2 separate regions of the Homo sapiens genome follow, and region 1 is linked to region 2. A link is a loop called in an ENCODE intact Hi-C map of the cell type or tissue named here. Cell type or tissue: heart left ventricle. All regions are shown on one strand. Links, peaks and the distances in the headings refer to the core of each region. The heading gives the core; the rest is flanking DNA.

The links. A loop is a pair of places that touch in the nucleus more often than their neighbours do. Peaks named below come from ENCODE experiments on the same cell type or tissue, not always from the same donor. Only the 100,000 strongest peaks of a DNase experiment are listed, where the experiment ranks them.
Region 1: a loop joins it to region 2, with 2.0 times the contacts of the local background. A loop is called at or near these places in 3 of 110 quality-filtered maps.

What each region holds. Positions count from the first base shown.
Region 1 is chr2:207,279,882-207,288,744 of GRCh38, forward strand. No RefSeq gene overlaps it. Among named protein-coding and RNA genes, the nearest start is that of MIR1302-4, 15 kb to the left of the region's middle. RefSeq lists a silencer at 5,572-5,631. In heart left ventricle, for the core only: a CTCF peak has its summit at 3,678; a DNase peak (open chromatin) is centred at 3,670; H3K27ac peaks cover 1,452 bases.
Region 2 is chr2:207,225,727-207,234,589 of GRCh38, forward strand. All of the region lies in intron 3 of MYOSLID-AS1 (MYOSLID antisense RNA 1), which reads right to left. Among named protein-coding and RNA genes, the nearest start is that of MYOSLID, 9.7 kb to the right of the region's middle. RefSeq lists enhancers at 1-69, 190-299. In heart left ventricle, for the core only: a CTCF peak has its summit at 4,663; a DNase peak (open chromatin) is centred at 1,565; H3K4me3 peaks cover 707 bases; H3K27ac peaks cover 233 bases.

The sequences.
Region 1 (8,863 bases), core at 524-8,523, 54 kb after region 2:
AGCTTAACCAGAGTACACAGGCTTGAGAAGACTTAAGAATTCTAATGAGGGGGAATAAAAGGACATAAGAAAATGAGTAGACAAGAGAGCTCTCTAATATTCTTGGCTTCTCAGCTTTCTAAAAGAAATTGTATTTATGCCATAGTTATTGACTGGAGCCATATATCTTACATGCTGATGATAGGCAAATATCCTGGGGTCTTTTGAAAAAAGGAATGTATCAAGTACAAACTCAATTAACTGATTAAATTTTTTGATTACTAGAGAGAGATCAGACATCTCTGCATTTTTCAATCTTAGTTATTGAAAGTACTTTCAAATATACATTAATCAACTTTCCTGCTTTGGTAAGTACAATATCCTGAACCTCACTGACTATTTCTTCACAGGTTTAAAATCTTAAAATCCTGAGGGTCATAATTTGAACATCAATCTCATCATACCTGACATTAATATGGCAAGTGTCCCTGGCACATTTTGCCTTACAGTAGACTCTAAACTTCTTAAAGGCAAGAACCACATTCAAATTCTGATTCTACCAGGTGTCATGTTTGTGATATTCAGTGAGAGTGTCTAATTCTCAGTTTCCCCACCTAAGAACAGGAAGAGACAGCCTACCCCTCAGGTTGTTGGAAGAATACAAATTCCTAACATATAGTGAATAACACACAGTAGGACTTGGTGAATGTTCTTTCCTTCCTCCTTAATAATTTTTTCTTGAATCAAATTTAAATGAGTGGAGGAGGTGAGAATACATTTGTTCTAATACTAGGGCATAAAGAAAAAAAACCATGCCTCACTATATTTTGCTTTACAAATTGCATTTCTCATCAGAAAGTGGGGTGACAGAGAATTCCAGCACACTGAGATTTCTAATTATTTGGTTCCAATTAGTAATTGGGCATACACTTGACAACATGTATCACATGTCCTTTGCCCCAGCAATCCCACTCAGTCATTTATCCTAAGGAAGGAATTGAGAATGAACAAGAATGAATAAACAAGGATATTCACTGACCTGTTTTTTATAATATTAAAATATCAGAAACAACACAAATACTCATCAATAGGTGAATGGTAAAACATATTTCACATCAACCATACATCAGAATAATACAAAACCATTAGAAATTATAATTAGCTTTTTATTTATAGAGTTATAATGTGTCAATAAAATATTGTTAAGAGGACAAAGCACATTACAAGAGTATATATAAATTCGGTATTCTAGTTTTGTCAAAATTTATGTAGGTGTATGTATGTATTTATAAAAAAAAGTCTTGAAAAATACACACCAACATGCTCATATGTTTATGTCCAAGGGGTAGGATTATGAATGATTTCCTCTTCCTTTTTAATATATTTCTTTTGACCTGAATTCCTTTACAACAAGCATATATTACTTCTATAATCAACAAATAATAAAGCACTTTTATTTTAAGAATTAAAATTTTTTTGTTGCAAAAAATGCCAATCAACAATTCTGTACTACAAAATCCTGAAAAACCCAAGTTTTATGGACCTTTTCTCATTGATTCTCAAACAGAAGGGAGAAGTCTCATTATTGCTGTTTATAGATCGAAGTCACGCTTTCTAAACCTTGGCACTACTGGCATTTTTGGCTGGGTAATTCTTCGTTGTGGGGCATTGTCCCATGCACTATAAGATGTTTTGCAGCAGCTCTGACTCTTACTCACTAGAAGCCAGTAACACACACCCTTTCCCCAAGTTGTGACATCCAAAAATGTCTCTAAACATTGTCAAATGTCCCTGGTGTTCAGGGGGAGGAGGAGGGAGGAAATTGCCCAGTTGAAAACCACTGTTCTAAGAAAACTGGAGGGCTGGAATTAAAACTCACGTTTACCACTCATTGGGTGATTCGACCTCTCTGTGTTCCAGTTCCTCATCAACAGAATGACTATCTAACCTTACAGATATCTTTTGGTCCCGAAATCTAGAATTTTATGGGTTTGTAGAAAATCAACTGGGTTAAATAGAAAGTCTAGCGTCATGCAGAAAACCAAAAATACAGATAGAAATGTAGCTAGGTTTTCTGATTGCAATTTTGTACCTGTTCATTCACTTGTGTGGCAAATATTTATTGTCTATTATATCCCAGGCACCATGATAGGCACTGGGAAAGAGTAGTAAACCAAAAAATGAGATTCTTTCATGGAGCTTACCTTTGGCTGAGAAAAACAAACCAGAATCTTGTAGGGTTAATAAGTAAGAGTATTTTAGATGGTAGTAAGTGACATAAAGTAGGTAACATGTAATAGATAACTACTGGAACGGTATTGGGGGAAGTAAGTAACATAGGATAAGGTGGTCCAGGAAGCCCCCAGAGGAGTTGTTACTTGGACTAAGATCTGGGTGATAATGAGGACAGAGCCAAGCAAAGGTCAATGGGAAGAATGTCCCCATGACAGAGGGAATTGACGTGTATAAGCAGTGACATGGAAAAGAGCTTGGAACTGCATTCATGACAATACAATAGCAATATGTACATGGTTAGAGAGGTACCAAAAGAAATTGCGTCAATTTATATTATTAGTAGCATGGGGAAAATGCAAGTGGAAAAATAATCTCTGGTTTTTCCATAGGAGAGTGATTATAGTGGAAATTAGATCCAGAAAAAGCTCTCATATCATGGCCTTCATTCATAATGCAATTGAAAAATTGTGTTTGGGGAAATTCTGGAAACAAATGCCCCCAAAACTCATCAATGCCTTTCTATCATCATTTAGTACTAGGAGGGGGGTGCCAAGAAGATGTCTACTGAATTGCTAAAGCAATAAATTGAGGAGATAATCTTTTTCATGGTTGGTATGCTCAGGGGGAATAGGTCCAGCAGATAAAATGATAACTAGATTTAGTTGACAATTTGCTTTGAGTAAAATGTCGAGCTTGTAAATAATTTTAAAATAGCCTGTCATTCAATTGTGGTGTGTCCTTTAAGAAATTTTAATCGATGGAAAACACATTTCTCAAACACAGCTTCTAACCCCTGTGAAACCAGCTATTGGTTTAAACAAAAAGCTGTGACACAATCAGATCTGTGTGTGCAGTAGCTTACTAAGGAGAGTGAATTGAACTACAACCCCAGAATTTCATATTATAACAATATTCTGCAACCTAAGAATTAGCTATTGAGATGACATGTGATGTGGAAACACACAACTTGTTCAGCCCTTTTTGCTCAAGGGCACTGAGAAGCTGAGGTTTCCATCCACTCATCAGAAACAATCAACATACACATAAACTTTTGGCTGCAAATGGATTGTCTGTTTGGTATCTTTGCCAAAAGCTCAGCATTATAGAGAAAAAGAAAGTGAAAGGGAGAGAAAGGTGGAGGGAGAGGAAAGATATAGCAACTGTCTGAAATTAGGGTCTAGTGTCACCTTGAGAAGATGAACTCAAGAATAAAAATTCTACTACAGAATTTGGGGGTGGGGGAATCTCTCCTCACTCCCACAACTATCAGTAATCTAAGCTAAAATCCCTTTCTACAGTGACATCCATGTCAAAATGGGGAAGAATAGTGATCATTCTAAATGTAACATGAGCAATTTGTCGCCTTTTCCAGGCCCACTGCTTCCCCACTGTGGGTGCTGCAGAGGCAGTGGCTTTTCTTCCTCTTTCCCCTCTTCAACCCTGCCCAAGGCTGCACTGCTGGGGCACACAGCCTGGTGGCCTCCTCTGACTAAGCTGTTATTTTCCTGAAGAACTTTTTATCAAAGGAAACCAATCATTGTCCAGCCCCTGGTGTCAGGAGATGCAGCAGCAAAACCCCAAGGGCAATAGAAAGCTCTGGTTTTTTTAGGTTGAAACTCCTGGAGAAGATGTCTTGGGTTGTTTGTTTGTTTGTTTGTTTCTTGCTTGGATCTGGAGAACATTCTCTCTCTTTTTTTTCAACATTGACATGGATTATAAAGATATCATCCCAAATTGCTAGCATGGCAAATAAACCAATACAATTAGAGAATAAGGACACCTCCTGAGCATTTAACTGAGGCTGGCTAGGTGTTTATTTTTAATGAATTGATTGTCATCGATTATCAAAACATATATGTATTGATTTTATCCCTTATATCTTGGAGGCTAAATAATCTGCAAAGCTATTAATCCTGGATAGATTTAAAGATAATAGATAATGATGCATTATTCATAAATGTTGTACAGCAGGATATCCATTATACAACTGTTACTCTCTAGCAATATCACTTTCACATACATCTGTTATTATTTTATTTAAGCCAGATTGTCAGAAATTTTAGGAATGCTAATTTTTAACATTCAGCTTTATAACGAAATATCAATTCCTTTTTTTTCAGTCTAATGCAACCATGGAGACTGTATGAAGATGTTGCTTCCCTACCTGCACCTCTGGCCCGATTTACACATAAGCACACTCACAAAGATATGTCTACAGGCTGCATGGCTCTGTTATTGACTACTGAATGGTTTCCAGGCTGTCTTTGTCTCAAGGTCAATCAGACTCAAGTTCCACTTTTTTTTTTCCTCTTGTAGGAAGATTTCTTTATTGGTAAGCTGATTTAAATTCCTTTGCAGATATTGAACCAAATCTGCTCAGGCTGCAGCCTCCTGGGACCTTTCACTCTGGGCTAAATATAAATAAATACCCATATAGGACAGCTTTTGATGAAACATTAAAGATCACTCTGGTTATATGGCTTCTAGATTTTCTATTTTCTGTATGAAAAACCCATGGCGGTAAAAAGAACCTTCGCCACGGAAAGGAATAGATTTGTAAATTGCTGCCTATGGACCTCCTGGGACTTAATGGCACAGGGCAAAGAAGCAGCTGAGCTTGGCAAAGGAAGCAAGATAAATAAAATTAGCCACCAAATCAGCTCCTTTAAAAATACCAGCTGTCAACTCCCTCCAGCGTTTATGAATTTGGGGGCATGTTACTGTCACATTGTGTCTCACCCAGGACCAAGCAGCATTGCTCTTTTCAACTGGGAAAGGGTCCCTAACTCCCCTCACAGGGAAAGCTAATGCAAAAATTTGCCCTTTCTCTTTCACTCTGTCTCCCTTGTCATGTGTGCAAGGAAGAAACCAATCCAGGCCAACCAAGAGTTATTGCTATAATGATTATACTTGTCATTGTTTGTTCTTAAACTATTCACCAAGTAATCCCTTTAAAGGGTAGGGCTACTGGCTTTAGAAAGTAAATTTGCTAATGGAGATGAGAGATAAGGCTGGAAGAGCAGAAATAAGAGAAGGGCAGGAATCCTGCAATCTTTGTGGGGTGCTTGTCTCTCTATTGTAGCTCCCCAATGGGATCCAGCCTCTGCAGCTTTGGGAAAGAGCCTTGTACTACTTGACCAGGCATTGAAACTGAGGTACAGCCTCCTTCACAGGTGGAGATGGGAGACACACAACAATTTTAAAAGCTAACCTTAGCCAGGCCCTGCACTAATTGCTTTGTAAGCATTATCTCACTGAATGCTCCAAACAACCCACCAAGATGGGTAATATTATAACCCCATTTTAAAAATGAGCAAATTGAGTAGTTAAGCAGTTTGCCCACCCTCCTGGAAGACGCACCATGTAGCCTTTTATGATGTATGAGGCACCCTGCTCTTGCTGGGACTCAAGGGTGACCAGCAAACCACAGACACATTCTGGAGCCAATCAGTTATGCCCAAGCTGAAAGCATGTGCTTCCAGGTGCATGTAGATTCTTCTGGCCCGGTGAGAAATCTCTAAGCATTGCTGCATTGCTGGGCAAGTCATCCAGCGAGAATCAGCTGGAATCACACAGATCACATGGAGACCCTGGGGAAAAAAACACTGGGACAACTCCTTCTCCTTGTGTCTATTTGCAGCCAGGGGGAAGAACCGGAATGGGATCAGACACAGACTAACCATTTTAATCTTAATTTGCACCTAACTATGTACATCCTTTGGCTGGAGGCCAGGAGAATTTCCTGTTACAGTTTATAGAAGCAAAATCATTAAGTATATCTCTTATGTTGCTGTTGATTCTAAGGAAAAAAAAAGAAATCTTACAAAGCTCAGTCCATGGTTGGCACATAAAGACCATGTGTTGGCTCATTAAAATAGTAATTTTTTGTTATTGTTTATTTTTTAAAACACATGAAGCTTTTCTACTATGCTTGGATCAGAACTCTGTATAATTCACAGAAAACCACAATCATTGCACAAAAGAAAGCTTCCATTCCAAAACAGGCAGAATATCAGAATACAAACAGGCAAAATCCACACTCCACAAACTGAATGCAGGACCTGCAGTGAGTGAGCCAGAAGGGTTGGCACAATTCAGACTGGGGGGAAAAAAATCTATTTTTCCCTCAACCATAGTAAATATGAGAGTGCTTTACTCATAAAGAGCTTTCCAATGCTATTATTTTTGTTTGAGCTTCACAAGGCAATGAGGGAGATGTGGTCATCCCCCTTTCCAGATTTAGATCAGCTACGTGACTTATCCAAGGTCATGATCAGCAGTGGAGGGAACTCAGGCTACATGTGGCCAGTTATTTAGCTAGTCCAAGAAAATGGAAGTCATCGGGATTTTTCTGCCTGAATATTTAGCACAAGAGCTGGTCATGGACACCAATAAAAACACACACTCAAAAGTAACCTTTACCCTCGATGCTGTCTGGGCCCTATCCCTGGGAAGGAAGGTAAATGCCACATGTGCCTGCATTTCTCCCATCACATTCTCTGTTTCTACTAGGTGTAGTGGGGGGACAGGTTGGTGACAGTCTCTAACCCCCAAGTAACCCCTTAAAAGGGCTACTTGAAGAAAATCAGGGGAGACCAGCAACAAAGCAAGATGGGTTCCCTTTACCTTCCCATGCTGGAGTGAAAGCATTTGTCTCCCCTGATGTGGCTCCTCTCCTCACTAAATTATTATGTGAGGCACGTGGTGACAGCACAGAAGGGTTTTCCATAAATTTGAGTTTAAAGGGGATAATACTCGATGTTAAATCGTTAAATTAAATCATTCTTTACAAGACATTTTTACAATTTCAAGCCATGTTCCCAACTAGAGCTGCATAGTAAATTAATTACTGCATTAGTAGTTCATTGGTGACTATTGTAAACAATGTTTGTACTAAAAAAAATACACAGAAGTATGTTCCAAATATTTGTTCACATGTTTTGAATGCATTAAAAAGTACTTGTACTGTTTGAGGGGAGAGCATTCTTAGTAATTTTGTTGCCTGCCCCATTTTATCCTAGAAAGAGTTATATTCATCTCCCATTGGCATATAGGGTAATTTATCACAGTTGCTTATGGAGTTCTGGATAATATAACTGAGGACTTTTTAGAAGTTGAACCAGGTCAGAGAAAGTTAGTTATTAATCTAGTAAAAACGACTTTAATATGTTGGTTTATAGATATACCAAGAAGAAAGACAAACCATTTTTTCACCTCTAATGGCTAAAAATATGAAAGGTAAAAATCCCATGGTAGATAAACATACAACACAAGTCACATACGTTATATCTAGCCATGCCTGTTCCAAAAACATTTTGCTTTTATTTTTTGAATAAATGGTTAGTCTTATAAAATAATGTATAATAAAGAGAGTATACTTTAGCAAGGTGGTTCCAACTAAAGTGGGTAAGAAGTATAATTTGGGTAAAAACATTCCCTATGTTATCCATGTAAAAGTAAGCCATACTCAAATTGTATATGAATAACCTGGATTGGTTTTATATGTAATTTAAGTTTTTTCTAAACATACATACTTAATGCATAGCTGAAAGTCACAAGGAATCAACATAGTTCTATATGAAGAACGGGTTTTTGTAAGAAACATATTTACATGTCTTATATCTGCAGAAACCATTTTCTCCAAACTGAAACTTGGCATAACTCATTTGATAAGCTGAAGTACACTCATGGAACAATAAGTATATTTGAAATCAGGCCTGAGCCCCAAAATTGATCATCTCTGGCAGCTATATCTCTGCAGAGAATAAGATCACACCTAGGCACCCATTTATGTGACAGCTTGTGTACACTGTGTGTACACAGGGCAGAGACATATCAAAAGAGAGCTAAAATCCAAAGAAAAAAAAACCACCCAAATGTCCATCCGCAGTGAAATTGATAAAGAAGTTGTGCTACCTACATACAATGGAATACCAAGCGAAACGACAGGGCATGAACTATTACCATCCTTGCAACATGGATGAATGTCAAAACCATAATGTTGAGCAAAAGAAGCCAGACATGCGAGAAACATGATGTATAGTTTCATTTCTAAACATTTTCATTAATCTGTGATGTTGGAATTCGGGATAGTTGTCACCTTTTGAAGGGAGAAGTAGTGAACAGGAGGTGGCCCGAGGGGTCTTCTGGGGTCCTGATGTCTTCTATTTCTTCATGTTTAGACTGCTTACACAGTCTAGTCTCACTTTTGGAAAATTCATCTAGTTATACACTTATGATACATGCACTTTCTATATGTTAACTATACTTCAATAAGAAGCTACTTAAAAAATAAAAATAAGCTAGCAGCAGTGGCTCATGTCTGGAATTCCAGCTACTCAGGAGGCTGAGATGGGAGGACTGCTTGAGCCCAGGAGTTTGAGGCTGCAGTTGACTATGATCGTGCTACTCTAAAAAAGAAAATAAAATAAAAATTTAAAAAGATCACTAAGATAGTGAGCTCCCCCCCAAAGCATGGTTAGCCTAAAGTGCTATGCAGGGTTTGAACTCTCCCCATGCCCTATGCAAGGGAGCAGAGCTCCCAGAAGTTTTCAGACAGTCAAAGGAATAGGGACTCGAGATCGTAAGAAAAACCCTCATCTTCTCAGACCATTGCAGTAAACAAAAACTTCTCATTCCAAAAATAAAA
Region 2 (8,863 bases), core at 497-8,496:
TCTCATATTCCACAATACAATTACAGAATGTGGTGGTATGTTTCTCCCTTTATGTTAGGCACAAAGCCATCCAGGGGAGCAAGGTCTATGAAATAGGAAAGCCCAATTTGCACCCACATTGTTTTCGTAGGGTCTTCCCCCGACCTGCTTGGCAGGGGGCGTAGAAGCTGGTCAGAAGACACATGTACAAGACCAGCTGAAAGGGGGATGTGAACACACCTGGGTACATAGTGTGGTTTTCTTGGTTAGGCTATGAAATAAATACTGTGTGTCTTAAAGGCAACGTCTTTAAAAGAAGACGACGCACTCTGAGGTGAAAGGAAATCTGGGTTTTGCTTTAAGAAGCTTGTTCTCATTGGTAGGGCAAGGCTCATTTCTGTAAGAATGCTCTCAGCACTGTCCCATAGAACTTTCTGGAATGATGGAAATGGTCTGTCTCTGTGTTGTCCAATATGAGAGCCACTACTCACATGTGGCCATTGAATGATTAACTTTTAGCTACATAACTGAGAATCTGCATTTTTAATTTTATTGAATTTTAATTAATTTTTATTTAAACAGCCACATGTGCAAGACAAGGTGACCAGACAGATCCTATTCTCTGCTCCCTTTGTTTGTTTGCTTGTTTATTTAGAGCCAGCCCTGAGTATATCTATTCCCAGATACTCCCACCAGAAATTCTTTCAGCATTATCAACAAGGAGGAAGGAAGGGAGCAGCTTCCTGGATTGGATTCAGCTTCCTGTAGGTGCCAGGCCTGGGAAAAGTGCTTCCACATATCAAACTCATTTATCTGTGGTTGAATCCTTACAACTCTGCTCTATGTGACACTCTGTCCTCATTTTATAGCTGAGGAATCTGGAGGTGACAAATTTTGGTAAGTGAACTAAGCAGAAATGGAGTTTGAGTCTTTGCATCCAATCAGATAACCTTTCCATTACAAAGAGATGGTGTTATTCCCAATGCTATCCCCATTTCACAAAGAGGGAAAACAAGTCACTAATTACAGAACAAAGACCAGGGAGAAGTGGTAGGCACATAAGTTTGTGGTCTTTGTGGCTATGCATATCTTTCAGATTCAAGTGTATGTTGAAAGTACTCAATGAAGGAGTGTCTAATAAACTTTCATTTCTTGGTATCCAAGGTGTGGCAGGCAGGCCTGAAATGACCAATTCAAAGTCCCTCTTGTTGCTACTGAAGCATGTTTGAGACCTGCGAGGAGGAGGAGGCCTCTATCAGAGCAAAGAATTTGGAGCTGCTTCCAATCTGAAACTTCCTTAGCGTTGTAAAAAGCACCCTTCATTCGAAATCGCTCAGTGCCTGGACTCAGAGAAAGTGGGAGAGTTACCAAGGCTCGGGTACGTCTAGCACCCCTAGCCACCACGGTGCTAACCAGGAGGGTGATGAGGAGAAAGCTTTTCTCTGCTGGTAGCCATTCATGCAAGAAGTTTCCTAGAAGGTGATGTTGATTGTAATTAGAGCCTCCTCTCTGGGCGGACGAGGGGGCGGGGCGGAGGGGGGGTGGTTGTCTCAAATCCCAGTCCCGCAAATGCAGCTGGTGGCTGGGAAGCTGCCGCCTGGCATTCTCTCCAGAGAGAGTCTCAGCTGCTCTTGCTGTCTAGAATGATCACTTGGTGTAGTTTCCCAGGGTATGAGGTGGGGGGAGGGGGAAGATGGCAGCTCGGCCATGACGCGGAAGGGGGCAGTGACCGTCATGCAGGCGGCTTTTCACAGCGTGTGTCTGCCCCTGCCCGGGCAGCAGACTTCAGTTCCTCCCTGGTCCCTTGCTGGCTGTTCACTTTCTACACCAATGGGCTCTGAGGTGACAAGTTCAATTCCCAGCTCTGTCAAACCTGCATTTTCTTCCCTGACCTACTTTCCCCACTCTGCAGTGTTGGAACAATGCCTCGCTCTGTTCCCTGTTTAGACCCATCTTTTGCCTGCGCTGGTGCAGAAGCCCAGGCCTTTGCCAGGCTTTTTGCCTTGAATCCCTGACAAGTGTTGATGGGAAAATAAAAAAAGAGAAGGGGGAAAAAAATCCTTGCTATAAAACAGTCCAGCTCTCCCACAGATGCCCAGACTCCGGAGGGAGTGAAAGCTTCTCAGCAGCAAGGAAAGAAATCAAAAGGTTGTGCTTCTCCTCTCATCACCTCTCCCCTCTCCCCAGCCCCCAAGGCACAGTGAGAAGAAACTGAGGCAATGCCAAGAACACCCCGACCTCATGAGCTTCAAAGAAGCTGCTGCTGCAGTTCCCGGTTCTGAGGCACCTCCAAGACCACTCTCATCCAAACTCTCAAAACACTCCCCTTGGGTGAGCTGTCCCTTAAAAGGAACAGGGCTGGGCCTTCACAAAGGCTCCTGTGAGACTTCTACCCCCTATGGGTCTGGTAGCACCAAGGGATTTCTCATGCTATGACCACAGACATCATCAAGAGGGTAGAGAGACCAAGTGGCCAGTGAATTGGCACACATGAAGATTCTTTGTGATCTGTAAAGAAAGTGTAAAATCTGCAACAAACTGTGGAATAATCTGACATAGGAAGAGGTGGATGGTACAGAAGAACAATAAAATAATAGCCAGCCTTTATTGACTGGTTGCTTCATGCCACTACTGCTCTGTGTGCTTTTACATGTATAAAATGCGTATTTGTCATAAGACCCTTTGAAACGGCCCTACTGTCACTCCTATTTTATAGATGATGAAGCCCAGGACAGCACAAGGCTAGTGAGTGGTGCTGCACCCACGGAGTCTCTCCAGAGCCTGCACCTCTTACCCTCAGCTCGCCCTCCCCTCTGCTCCATCTTACACTCCAAGAACAGCTTGGTGGGCTGTGTCCTCCACAGCATGCCAGCAGCCCCCTCCTCCCACTCCAGCAAACCCCAGCCAAGACCACTCTGGCCCTGTTCCTCCAAGTGAACCCGAAACAACAGCCTCCTCCAGAACATCCTCCCTACTTCAGTTACTCCATTAGTTTCCTAAGATAATGTGGGCAAACATTTCTCAAATAATCCCTGTGGACAGCTGCCCATGCTGGGCACAGATAGGGCCTTCCCTGAGCTCACCCCCTCCTAGACCCTCCCAGTCTGGGGTGCACACATAGTCAGTCTGTGCAGAGAGGTGTTAAGAGGAAATCTGCTGGGGGACAGCAGGGGATGATTTTCCTCCTGGATAAAAGGAAAGAGCTCTACAAGGAACATGTTTTTTGCATCCTCTTTTCTGTTTGGCCCGCTGCCACATGAGGACACAGAGTTTAGAGTTGAAGCATCTTTTTCAAAATTATGAGAGAAATCACCTCTGAGATATTAAGGATAAAAATGTGAAAAGTCCCAGGAACTTGATGTCATTGAGCTGCTCCACCAACCCTGGAACTGCTGACTTCCAGACTTATTGTTAGATTTTTAAAAATTAATTTATATGATTAGTCTACCACCAGTTAGGATTCTGTTACTTGTAGCCCAAAGCACCTAACTGATAGAGTTACCTAAAAGCAGGCCCCGAGAAAGGGTGTGAAATGACTTCTTCTTCTCAGCGTTGGCCCTGCCTACCCCACTGCTACTCACCTGACTTACTTATCTCCTGCTCCTCTCCCCAGATGCTCCAGGAAAGGCCAACCTGGACGTCATCCTGCCTCATTTCCTGGCCCCTGCAATCACTACTCCTTCTACTGGAAAATTCCTCCCCAGTCTTCCCAAGGCTGCTTTCTTCTCTCCACTGACTTCATCTTGTCAGAGAGAAGTCCCCTGAGCACCCAACTTTGAGTGGCCACCCAGCAACTCTGTCTCAGTCACAATTTCCTTCATAGAAGTTATGACTCTATATAAATATCTTCATTGTTTGTTTAATGTCTCTGCACTTGACAGTTTGTTTGTCTTACCCAGAACATTACTTGGCTCGTAGCAAAATTCTAGACATTGGTGGGCACCAGAATCCCCTGCAGTGTTTTTTTTAGGAGTTTCAGGGGGTCCTTCTCCTCCTCTTTTTCCACCCGCTACTTCTTCTCTTCCTTCTCTCCTCCTCTTCCTTTCTCTTCTTTCTTTCCTCCTTCATCTGCTCCTCCTTCAAATCTGAGTGATGCCCTTTGTGCCTCCATTGATGGTGTAGAAGACCTATGTCCCATACTATTCTTTACAAATCGTTAGAATCACGGTTAAAGTCCAAAAGCTGAAATCTCAGTTTGATCATCTCCAGTAAGGCTTGATTTTTAGGTATCATTCTAAACGGGGATTCTGTGATGGAATGACAATGTGAGGCTGTTTCTAAGCTTCTTGTGTTCGTTTTACTGTATCGCTATGGTGGTTTTTAGTCTTTCAGACATTTTAATCTATGCTTAATTATGCTCATTCCCAGAGGTTCCTTAAAAGCAAATGGCACAATTTCTAAAAAATCAAATAAATAATACACATGAGGCCTGCTAGGACTTGATAGGAGCCCATCTGAGCAGTTGAAGGAATGGCGGCCATCAGAGGGCCTGAGAACAAGGGTTTAGAGAATCATCGCCTTCCCTTTCAGCATTCACAGCCACTCAAGACAAATCTCCGAAACCTGGGGAGATAGAGTCTTTGCCAACTCTGTGCCCTAGCCTCTCCTCTCAAATTGGAATTGAGTCTGCTAAAATGGATTGGTTTTTGTGATCACTTTACCAAGAAGGATAACTGTAATTCATCTTTCTTCCAAAGGGGGCAACATGGAGTCCATCCCGGAGCACTGGGGAAAGGGACCCAGAGGCTGTCCTGCCACTCTGCACTAACAACAAGGAACAGTGTAAGGTTGGGGCATTGATGTCCCTTTCTAGGGCACCTGGAGCTCTTTTGGCTTGCGAATGGACATCTGCTGATTTTGCCTGTCTGGGACCTGGTCACTCTCTGCCACACTTTGGATCTTCCCTTGTGGCGGGCAGTCAAAGGGACCATCAGTTAAGGTTCCACACTCTTATCTAGCCAAGAGGTTGGAATGAAGCCCAAGCTGGGTCAGTCAGATTCGCATAGGAATTTTAACCTTGAACAGGAAAAGGAAAGAAATTGAAGATGACGTGAAACACTGGTACTTCCCTAAAGAGACTATTACTTCCTGCTACTTAAATTCTCTAGTTCCAGTACTTTCTGATACTTGATTTTCAGCATTGGCTTTTGCTAAATGACTACTACATATCCTTCAATTAACTCCTCTTTTCCCTTGTGAGTTGACAGAGTAAAATCTGTAACTTACAACAAAATGACTAAATTATAGACTTCTTAAGCAATGCAGTCCAGAGTTTGACACCTGCTCCCACCACTGAGGCCTCAGAATATGTTTATGTTATATGTCCTTGACTAACTCAGGTATTAACAAAAATAATGCCCAAACAATTATCTCTCATCCCCACCCCCCAAAAAAATCTGGGTCACTTCTCCCTCTGATTTGCCATGTAATTCTCAAGTAGACAACACAAATAGCAGTTGCAGAGGCTAAGGGGAAAAAAGTGTTAAAAAAAAAAAAAACTTATCTGTCTTAAAAGTCATGAATGAAATAAAGGAAACTGTGTTCATAGCACCTGACTCACATGATTACTGTGGGTGAGCCATCAATATGTAGATAGAAAGAAAATAATTGGCATAAGCTCCTTGAAATTTCTGCCTACAGCCTCCCCAAGGAGGCCTTGGGGAGAATTCAGATAGCATTTGAACAGCCAGGGTTCAGTAATGAGAACTGACATTCTAGTGTGTAGTACAAAAGGCACTTCCCTCCCGGAACCACGAAAAGTACTTTAATCAGCCAAAACGTTGCTACTGTTAAAAAAAAAGAAAAAGAAAAAAAAGGAGGGGGAGGGGATAAAACAGCCCCCTCGTTTATTGTTTCTCCACCACTGCTATGCCCAACTCCTACTGAATGGACGAGCCCCTTTGGCATCATCTTATGCCTACCTCATTAATGCCACTTGCTCACTGCTATGCCAGAAAACCCAGCTGATTCACAGGAAACCCTGAGCTGAAGGTTGCCTGGGTTTTGAGTTGCTTATGCACACAATTCACACTCCATGTGTCAGAAGCCCCCTCCATTCTGCAAATCACTCAGTGAGCCTGAAAAGTGGGAAACTGGCTTTGTACTGTCTCTGGCTCCCCCCTGAACAGTCAAACCCCAGGATGCCCACAAAATATTTGATTCCTTGTAAACTCAAAACAACCATCACAAAGAAGGAGAAAAGGTCAAATCCTCAAGTGAGGCACCCAGAGTGAACAGCCTGAGATATTGGAAAAGGTAAGCTGAGAAAATACTCAGACTCCTCTAGCAGAAGCTAAAGATAAAACATGGCTTGCTTCGTGCCCAAGGCAGACATTGAGCAGATTCCATTCTGAGAAGTTCATTGGAGGGTGAGGTCTCCTTCTCCATACGCACCCCCTCTGTCATCCTCTCTGGTATCCAGTCTTGCCTCCTGGCATGCTATGTTTTTCTTTGTCCCCTTCCTTCTAGCTGAAGCAAATACTCTGTTACTAATAATTGTGGTTACCCACGTCATTCACAGACAATATTTTCAAGGCAATAATCATAGAATACCTTAGTGAGGCATTAGATTCTGAGGACTTTGGATATATATGCAGATTGCTTTATACAAACAGCCAAACACGTCCTTTCACACATGTGCAGAATCTAAGAACTGAAATATGATTGAAGTCACACCCCCCTTTCCTGAGGGAATCCTGCATTGACTTACTGGTCTGTGTGGGTTATAAAGACCTAGTCCCCTTGCCCTGATTCAGGACATCTCTGAAAATCCGTTCCAGCTCCAGAGTGCCCCTTTAAGACATGGGAAAACAAAACAAAACAAAACAAACAAACAAAAAATGCCATGCTGCATCACAGTCCAACATCTCCCTATGCTCAGTCCTGCTTTACTTACTCCCTCAACAATGTTGACCCTGAGAACACTTCCCAATGAACTTATTGCATTAAATTAAAAAAAAAAAAAAAAAAGAAAAGCTAGAAAAGACTGAAGAGGTCTTAAAACCCAACCCCCTACGCAGTCCGCCCAGTAGGACTCGCTTCTGTGCTATCCTAGAGATAATCAAATGGCCTTCCCTTTAACCTTCCAAGTGTTTGGGGTTTCCAGATTCTTACACAGAAGTGAAGAGGAGAAAATGCTCTTTGGGGTAGGCAAATCTCTGACATCAGAGACGTTTGACACCATGAAATTCTGTAAGGTGATGAAGTAGGGTCCAGAAAGAGAAAACAGCTGCTTGGCCAAAGGGTGCTACATGAAATTATTAAAATGTGATGCTTGGTCAGGTGAGGTGGCTCATGCCTGTAATCCCAGCACTTTGAGAGGCTGAAGTGGGCAGATCACTTGAGGCCAGGAGTTCAAGACCAGTCTGGCTAACATGGTGAAACCGCATCTCTACTAAATATACAACAAATTAACTGGGCACAGTGTGGTGGTACATGCCTGTAATTCCAGCTACTCAGGAGGCTGAGGCAGGAGAATCACTTGAACCTGGGAGGCAGAGGTTGCAGTGAGCCAAGATTGTGCCACTGCACTCCAGCCTGGGTGACAGAGAGAGACTCTGTCTCAAAAAAAAAAAAAAAAAAAGTGTTGCTCCAGTATATGTGAGTATCAAAATGCTGACAGAGAGAAAACATCAAATAGTACTCTGGTATTGTAGGCTGAATGTTTGTGTCCCTCCAAAATTCATATGTTAAAAACTAATCTTCCATGCAGTAGTGTTAACAGGTGGGGACTTTTAGGAGATAATTAGGTCACAAGGGCTCCACCTTTATGAGTGGTATTAAGTAACTTTGTAAAAGAAGCCTGAGGGAGCTTGTTTGCCCCTTTTGCCATGTGAAGACACAGCAAGAAGGTGCCATCTATGAAGTAGAGGATGAGACCTTACCAGACACAAAATCTGTTGGTGCTTTGATCTTGGGCTTCCCAGCCTCCAGAAGCAAGAAAATTCTGTGATCAAGAAATTTCTGTTTATAAATGACACAGTCTAAGGTATTTTTATAGCAGCCCAAACAGACTAAGACACCTAGTGTCCTTTCCCTTATAAAACCAAGCTAATGAAGGAATACAGTGGGCAATCCTGCCAAGAGTGGTATATAAACAACACAGGGAATTTATGATAAAAGGCCAAGGAAATGGGCAAGAAAAAAGGAGCTGAGAAAACAAGGACACTGCAGAGAGAACCATTAAACAAGCATCATGCTCCTGGCTTATCTCCTTTGCACACTGAGCTCCCAGAGGCTTCCAACAGAGCTCAGCACAGTGAAGACCAACACAGAGAGAGTTTGGCTTGTCACATGTCTAGCACAGCAGAGAAAAGTTGAACGAGAGGCTGTAAAACATGGAGTCAGCCGATTTCTAATAGTGAATCTGGATATTAATTTTTGCAATTTTTGCGGTTACTGTCTACAGAGATGGTTATCAATGTTTTTGATATGGCCTAAACTAAAGATGGAGAAAAAGTGAGTTGATGATGAGTTGGTGTGGATCTTCTTTTGGTAGGAGAAGAAGTTTTATCTGAGATCAGACTCTAGATTGTAAAAGAAAACTCCCCACAAAGGGACAAGCAATTTGTATGAGTGTGTGTCAGGTCCAGAACAAGACATTAGGGGTGGTAAGACCTGTGGACCTTTGTAAAATATATTCCAAACACTTTGCTGGCTGAACAATTACGTTTGTGGCTAAATTTCACTGCTGGTCTGCCAGTTTGCAACTCCTGCTCTAAAAGGTGACTGTCTTCCCAGATAATCTGAAGCTATCATCTGCTGCTCACACTCAGAGGGTGAACTGATGGCCTTACAGTTAGGCTTCTGTTTTATTCCTCGTCAAAGAATAGCCTCCCCCCACCATCCCTACCCCCTCCGCCAACTCCTCTCTGGTGTTTGCAGC